Regions from separate parts of the Homo sapiens genome. Here region 1 is linked to region 2. A link is an interaction called in ENCODE POLR2A ChIA-PET data of the cell type or tissue named here. Cell type or tissue: Panc1. All regions are shown on one strand.

The links. Peaks named below come from ENCODE experiments on the same cell type or tissue, not always from the same donor. Only the 100,000 strongest peaks of a DNase experiment are listed, where the experiment ranks them.
Region 1: POLR2A ChIA-PET joins it to region 2 with 12 read pairs; 17 of 35 experiments call an interaction of 5 or more read pairs at or near these places.

What each region holds. Positions count from the first base shown.
Region 1 is chr17:42,410,666-42,414,665 of GRCh38, forward strand. The region is part of intron 1 of CAVIN1 (caveolae associated protein 1); the gene reads right to left. Among named protein-coding and RNA genes, the nearest start is that of CAVIN1, 11 kb to the right of the region's middle. In Panc1, no CTCF peak of the experiment used is centred here; no DNase peak of the experiment used is centred here.
Region 2 is chr17:42,340,837-42,344,836 of GRCh38, forward strand. The region is part of intron 4 of STAT3 (signal transducer and activator of transcription 3); the gene reads right to left. Among named protein-coding and RNA genes, the nearest start is that of STAT3, 46 kb to the right of the region's middle. RefSeq lists a silencer at 2,546-2,615. In Panc1, no CTCF peak of the experiment used is centred here; no DNase peak of the experiment used is centred here; H3K27ac peaks cover 1,253 bases.

The DNA.
Region 1 (4,000 bases), 70 kb after region 2:
CACTTTGGGAGGCCGAGGTGGGCAGATTACGAGGTCAGGAGATCGAGACCATTCTGGCCAACATGGTGAAACTCCGTCTCTACTAAAAATACAAAAATTAGCTGGGTGTGGTGGCACGAGCCTGTAATCCCAGCTACTCGGGAGGCTGAACCAGGGAGGTGGAGATTGCAGTGAGCCGAGATCGTGCCACTGTAATCCAGCCTGGCGACGGAGTGAGACTCTGTCTCAAAAAAAAAAAAAAAAAAAAAAAAAAAAAAAAAAAAAATTGAAAGGGCCAGGGGTGGTGGCTCATGCCTGTAATCCCAGAATTTTGGGAGGCGGGGCAGATCACCTGAGGTCAGGAGTTCGAAACCCCGTCTCTACCAAAAAATACAAAAACTAGCTGGGTGTGGTGGCACATGCCTGTAATCCCAGCTACTTGGGAGGCTGAGGCAGGAGAATCACTTGAACCGAGGAGGTGGAGGTTGTAGTTAGCCGAGATCACTCCACTGCACTCCAACCTGGGTGACAGAGTAGGACTATGTCTCAAAAAAAAAAAAAAAAACTAAAAGGTCTGTATATGGGAGTGATTATGAAAACAACAACAACCATCAACAACAAAAACTGGCTGGGTGAGGTGGCTCACATCTGTAATCCCAGCACTTTGGGAAGCTGAGGTGGGAGGATCACTTGAGCCCCAGGAGTTCAGAACCAGCCTGGGCAACACAGTCCAACCCCATCTCTAAAAAAAATTTTTTTAACATTTTTTTTAAGTTGAGAAACACTCTGCTATAGGAAGGCCAGAGGTCCTGAGCCAGAGCCAGCTAGAATGTCCCCCTCCTGGCATCTGTGAGTTGGCAGCTTTTGGGCACCCCACCCAAGGCAGGATCTGGCAAACATAAGCGATCTCTTTGCAAAGCATTTTCTAAAAGAAACTGGAGAAAATACGTGTAAATGTTTTCCTCAGCTGCAGGGAGTGGGTGGAGAGGGCACAGAACAGACCCCAGGCCTGAGCCTCATGATGGCCCTCTCCAAAGAGGCTTTGAGCCAAACTGGGTTGTCCCTCAGGAGGAGGCAGCAGGGGGAACGGCAGAACCAGAAGCCATGCGCCTTCATGCTAGGCAGCCTTCGGGTGCAGCTTAAGTGTGGGGGAGCATTTACTACTAAAAACAGAAACCAAGAAGTGGGGAGGCCCCTTCCATTCCCCTCCCATCCCCACTGTATACATCCCATTCTCCTGAACTTTGCATAACGCCAGTGTTCTCACAGTACCCGGCACCCGTCCACAGTGGGCAGTGACTGGGGATGGTGGCCCTCCTGGCAGTGATCACCACTAGGCTGTGGGCTGACAGTGGACTGAAGAGATACCCCACGCCCACAGAACGGGATCCGGGAGACCCTAAACACTCCCACCGGCTGTCAGCTCCTCTGGGGTGGGCCGGGGCCCAGGCTCTGGGTAATATGGCAGTGCCCTAGGCGTCTGGTCAAAAGGTGGGAGCTCAGGCACTGTCTCAGGCTTCAGGTCAAAGGGCTCAGTCTCAGGCAGGTCAAAAGGCACGATCTTGGGTGTGGCCAGGTCAGAGGGTGCATTCGGCTTCTTCTTGGGCTAAGATGAGGAAAAGGGGTTTAAATGGGGCTTGGGGTGGGTGCAAAAGGAGTTGAGAAAAAAGGGCCTTGGTGGCATGCAGAGTAGGGGCTGGTGAGTAGGGAGGGGAGCACAATGTATTAGGATGGAAATAAACCACTTTTTTTTTTTTTTTTTTTTTAGAAATGGGGGTCTTGCTCTGTTGCCCAGGCTGTAGTGCAGTGCACAATCATAGCTCACTGCAGCCTCCAACTCCTGGGCTCAAGCAATCTTCTTACCTCAGCCTCCCAAATATCTAGGACTACAGTTGTGTACCATCAAACCCGGCTAATTTTTTTTTTTTTTTTGATAGAGACAAGGTCTCACTATGTTGCCCAGGCTAGAAACTATTTTATTTTATTTTTTTGAGACAGAGTCTCACTCTGTTGCCCAGGCTGGAGTGCAGTGGCACGATCTTGGCTCACTGCAACCTCCACCTCCCAGGTTCAAGTAATTCTCCTGCCTCAGCCTCCCGAATAGCTGGGATTACAGGTGCATGCTACCACGCCCAGCTAATTTTATACTTTTAGTAGAGACCGGGTTTCACTGTGTTGGCCAGGCTGGTCTTGAACTCCTGGCCTCAAGCGATCCTCTTGTCTCGGTCTCCCAAAGTGCTGGGATTACAGGCGGGAACCACTGCGCCTGGACTATTTTATTTATTTTTTTGAGATGGAGCCTCTCTCTATCGCCCAGGCTGCTAAACTGTAGTGCAGTGGCGTGATCTCTGATCTTGGTTCACCGCAACCTCCGCCTCCTGGGTTCAAGCGATTCTCCTGCCTCAGCCTCCCAAGTAGCTGGGATTACAGGTGGGTGCCACCATGCTCAGCTAATATTTTGAAATTTTAGCAGAGATAGGGTTTCACCATGTTGGCCAGGCTGGTCTTGAACTCCTGACCTCAAGTGATCTGCCCTCCTTGGGCTCCCAAAGTGCTGGGATTACAGGCATGAGCCACCATCATGCCTGGCCTAGAAACTCATTTTAAATGCTTCATCAAGAGGGCCCTGGGAGCTGGGCACAGTGGCTCACGCCTATAATCCCTGTAATCCCAGCACTTTGGAGGCCAAGGTGGGTGGATCCCTTGAGCCCAGGAGTTCAAGACCAGCCTCAGCAACATTGCCCAGGTCTCTGCAAAAAATACTGTTAGTGGGGCCTGTTGGCACATGCCTGAAATTTCAGCTACTCGGGAGGCTGAGGCAGGAGAATCACTTGAACCAGGGAGGTGAAGTTTGCAGTGAGCTGAGGTCCAGCCACTTCACTCTAGCCTGGGCGACAGAGCAAAAGTCTGTCTCAAAAAGGGAAAAAAAAAAAAAAAAAAAAAAAAAAAAAAAAAGAGGTCCCTGGGGCCAAAAGGGGTGGGGCAAACTCAAGCCCAAGAATTAATAAACACAGCTTCAATTGAGCCCCTCCCTTCCTCCCTCTACAATATTCCCCAGTCCCATTCTTGGGCTTCCATCTCCAATCCTTCCCCAGCCATAATCATAGGAAGACTATGGAGGCTACTAGGGGTGGATAAGGAGTTTTCTAAGGGGCTAGTTGTTGGATTATAACTGGGGAGGCTCAGATGAGTAAATACAAAGGCACACAACTTCACTGTCTTCAGAGTCAGACTCTGCCAATCCCAGTTTTGTGGTTGTTGTTTTTTTTTAGACGGAGTCTTGCTCTGTCACCCAGGCTGTGGAGTATAGTGGCGTGATCTTGGCTCACTGCAACCTCTGCCTCCTGAGTTCAAGTGATTCTCCTGCCTCAGCCTCCCTAGTAGCTGGGATTACAGGTGTGTGCCACCATGCCCGGCTAATTTTTTTTGTATTTTTGGTAGAGACGGAGTTTCGCCATGTTGGCCAGGCTGGTCTTGAACTCCTGACCTCAAGTGGTCCACCCACCTCAGCCTCCCAAAGTGCTGGGATTACAGGCATGAGCCAGTGTGCCCAGATTAATCTGTTTTCATTCTTCCCTGGGGTAGGGTGGACACAGGATGCTACCCCAAATGAGGAGAGGGATAGGCATGGAAGAGGGACATCCTGGCAATTTCCCTTTGGCCACGTCCCCACCTTCTGTCTCCCTTGCCACCCCTCCCTCTTGCTACCACTTAAGATATCATACACTAAAATGCACAGAGAAATCAGGATCCAAAACCAAGCTCTATTTTTTTTTTTAAGATAGAGTCTCTCTATGCTGTCCAACCTGGCTTCAAACTCCTAGTCTCAAGCAATCTTCCTGCCTCAACTTATTGAGTAGCTGGGACTACAGGCACACATCACTGTGCCTGGCAAAACCAAGCTATTTTTATGACAGGTGAGCCTATGTCCTGGGACCTCTGGACCTCTGCGGCAGCCCCCAACTCTCTCTCCTGAGGGGCTGAGTTGTGGAAGACTATAGGCTTCTTGCTTTGAGCAATC
Region 2 (4,000 bases):
TCCTCTCACTCTTGCCTTCCTAGGGCCCACCATAAGCAAGAGCAGCAGCCTGGTTTCTAGAAGCAGGTCTAGAGGCCTATCCCTCTGCCTTGTTGGTCTATGGCAGCTGAAGCTCCATATGGATGGCTGGGGTGGGGTGGGGGTGCTGCTCTGCACATCCAGTCTCTCTACCCCAAGATCTAACTCAGGGCACAGGCATTGGAAAGCCCCTATGGTTACCAGCTCAAGCCACACTTTCCATTCTAGTTTTACCAACAATACAGCTGATGTTTTAACCTTCATTCCTTTCTCATGTCTATTTCTCAAGCAGGACTACACTTAAAGGGAGAAAACATGATTAACGATCACCCACAGAAACCCACCTCTAATACCTTCGTAAAAAACTGTATTGGCTCCCCACTGCTTCCAGCTATAAACATCTCAGGCCAACACAGAAAGCTGTTTCACACAATTGATAACTTCAACTTTCCCTCCCTGTGCCTTGGTCACCCCAGACTCCCAACTCTTCCCTGCATGCAGTGTGTTTCCACACTCTCTTCCCACCCGCTATCCACTCAGCATGGCCTGGGCTTCAGCCCAAACACACCTGAACTCACTCACCTTCAAATTCAGTTCAAATGTTTCTTTTCCTGAGAAATCTTATTCAACTTCCTTAGACAAAATGACACACATCCTTTTCTGTGTTTTTCTCACTTTGAGTGTTTGTGTACTTATAATCCCAACTAGCCTGACAGCCCTTGGTAGCAGGGATTACATCCACTCTTCTATCTTTAACCAATTCTAGACACTTAAGAGCATGCCAGGTATTGTAAACAGAAAAAATAGCAGTGAGGCCTGGGTTGAGGCCACAAATAACCAACTTATAGCTTTATATCAGGGGTTGCAAACTTTTTCTCTAAGGGACAGAGGGTAAATATTTTTGGTTTCCTGGGTCATACAGTCCCTGCCACAAATAGCCCTGCCACTGCAGCACCAAAGCAGCCACAGATAATGCATAAATAAATGAGTGTGGCTGGGTTCCGAAAAAACCTCATTTACAAAAACAAGCAGCAGGCTGGATTTGGGCCACGCTCACAGTTTGCAGACCCCTAATCCGTACGATTGAAAACATCCTTGGGATAACTTTGGCTTTCCTACCTCCCATGGTAAGTTGGAGCCTCTATCCAAATTGACTTAAACCACTTATTTTTATCTTGTGGAGCAGGATAAAATACAAAGGTTTTCCACAGCAGAAAATCCTAGTGCTGCCTGAGCAAATGCCTGTGTGCTAACCTCTTGGGCTACAGGGCACTGCACAGTAAGTGTTACCTACCACCTCGCTCACACCTGAGCATATCAGTTTTCTGCTTAAAATTCCTCACTAGGGCCGGACACAGTGGCTTATGCCTGTAATCCCAGCACTTTGGGAGGCCGAGGTGGATGGATCACCTGAGGTCAGGAGTTTGAGACCAGCCTGGCCAATATGGTGAAACCCTATCTCACTAAAAATACAAAAAATTAGCCCAGTGTGGTGGCTCATGCCTGTAATCCCAGCTACTTGGGAAGCTGAGACATGAGAATCGCTTGAACCTGAGAGGCAGAGGTTGCAGTGGGCCGAAATCGCGTCACTGCACTCCGGCCTGGGTGACAGAGTGAGACTCTGTCTCAAAAGAAAAAAAAAAAATTCTTCACTGGGTCCCCATTTCCTACAGTAATGGTGAGGGTGATGATAGTGATGTCAGCAGCAGCAGAAAGCAGTTAAATTATTTTGCATTTATGTGTCAGATACTGTTCTAAGCATTTTACATGTATGAATTAATTCTATGAAGAAGGTATTGTTATCACTCCCATTGGAGGAACAGAGAGAGTAAAAATTGTTTACTTAAGGTTACAGAGCAAGTGGCAGGGCTGCGGGTTCAAACCGAAGCAGTTGGCCCCTTGTGGTAAACTGCTCTTCCAGGGCCCCACTGTTAGGCATGACTAATTAAAACATCATGTGGCCTTGACTAGCTTGTCTTCCCCGACCCAATCAGATGCTGAACTTTCTACACTTCTCCCAAGAATACACATTTCTGTTTCTGTCTTTGAACATGATCTTCTTTCTGCCTGGAGAGCTCTTTCTCATCAGTTGATGAGCCCAGGAGTTCAACACCAGCCTGGGAAACATGGCAAGAGCCCATCTCTACCAAAAAAAAAAAAAAAAAAAATTAGCTGGGCATGGTGGCATGTGCCTGTAGTCCCAGCTACTCATAAGGCTGAGGCAGGAGGATCGCTAGGGCCCAGGTGGTTGAGGCTGCAGTGAGCTGTGATCACACCACTGCACTCCAGCCTGGGTGACAGAGTGAGACTGTCTCAAAAAAAAAAAAAAAAAACAAAGGTTACAAAGGTAAATTTGAAATGTAATGTTATGTGTATTTCACCACAATTTTTTAAAAAGCAGGGGGTCACGGAGAAAAAGAAAAAATGTCCCTGATTATAGGATATTAAAGACGGTAAAACCCCTCACAGAAAGTAAAAAAGTCTCCTATGACCGACTACTTTAATGATTTAGTATATGTGTTTCCAGATATTTTCCCATACATACCAATAGTATATGCAAATTGCATACATTTAGTTTTACTACTATGAATCAGATCTTTCTTTTTTTTTTTTTTTTTTTTTCAGTCGGAGTCTCGCTCTGTCGCCCAGGAGTGCAGTGGCGCAATCTTGGTTCACTACAACCTCCGCCTCCCAGGTTCAAGCGATTCTCCTGCCCCAGCTTCCCGAGTAGCTGGGACTACAGGCGCGTACCACCACACCCAGCTAATTTTTGTATTTTTAGTAGAGATGGGGTTTCATCATGTTGGCCAGGATGGTCTCAATCTCTTGACCTCATGATCTGCCCACCTTGGCCTCCCAAAGTGCTTGGATTACAGGCGTGAGACATCGTGCCTGGCCCAGATCTTTACTTTCATTACATCTTCTAACAGGTTACTGCTGCTACTGATTAGGGGAACTGCAGATTCTAAAAATATTTATCTTGTATACAATGGCCTTTCTAAACCTTGCTAGTTCCAATTGTTATTGTTAGTTTTGTTTCTCTTGGATCTTCGAGGAAGACCTATCTATCTGTAAATAATAAGAGTTCTGTCCCTTGCTTTCCAATATTTGTACCCTCATTTCTTTTTCTTTTTGCATAGGCTGGATCCCTCAGAAAAGTATCAATGGTAAAAGACATCCTTATCTTTTGCTGTTTTTACTGAGAATAGTGTTTCACCACTGTGCATCATGCTCCCTTTGGTTTCTGATAAATATTCTTTCTTGTGTTTAGAAAGATCCTTAATTAAGCCAGGTGCGGTTGCTCACGCCTGTAATCCCAGCACTTTGGGAGGCCGAGGCGGGCGGATCACGAGGTCAAGAGATCGAGACCATCCTGGCTAACACAGTGAAACCCCATCTCTACTAAAAACACAAAAAATTAGCTGGGTGTGGTGGCGCGCGCCTGTAGTCCCAGCTACTTGGGAGGCTGAGGCAGGGGAATAGCTTGAACCTGGGAGGCAGAAGTTGCAGTGAGCTGAGATCACGCCACTGCACTCCAGCCTGGCAACAGAGCAAGACTCTGTCTCAAAAAAAAAAAAAAGGCTGGGCGTGGTGGCTCATGCCTATAATCCCAGCACTTTGGGAGGCTGTGGCCGGTGGATCATGAAGTCAGGAGATCAAGACCATCCTGCCTAACAAGGTGAAACCCCATCTCTACTAAAAAAAATACAAAAAATTAGCCAGGCTTGGTGGCACACACCTGTAGTCCCAGCTAGTCGGGAGGCTGAGGCAAGAGAATCGCTTGAACCTGGGAGGCGGAGGTTGCAGTGAGCTAAGATGGCACCACTGCACTCCAGCCTGGACGACAGAGAGAGACTCTGTCTCAAAAAAAAAAAAAAAGAGAGATGAGGTCTCGCTACATTGCCCCAGCTGGTCTCGAACTCCTGAGGCTCAGGCAATCTGCCCGTCTCAGCCTCCCAAAGTGCTGGGATTACAGGCGTGA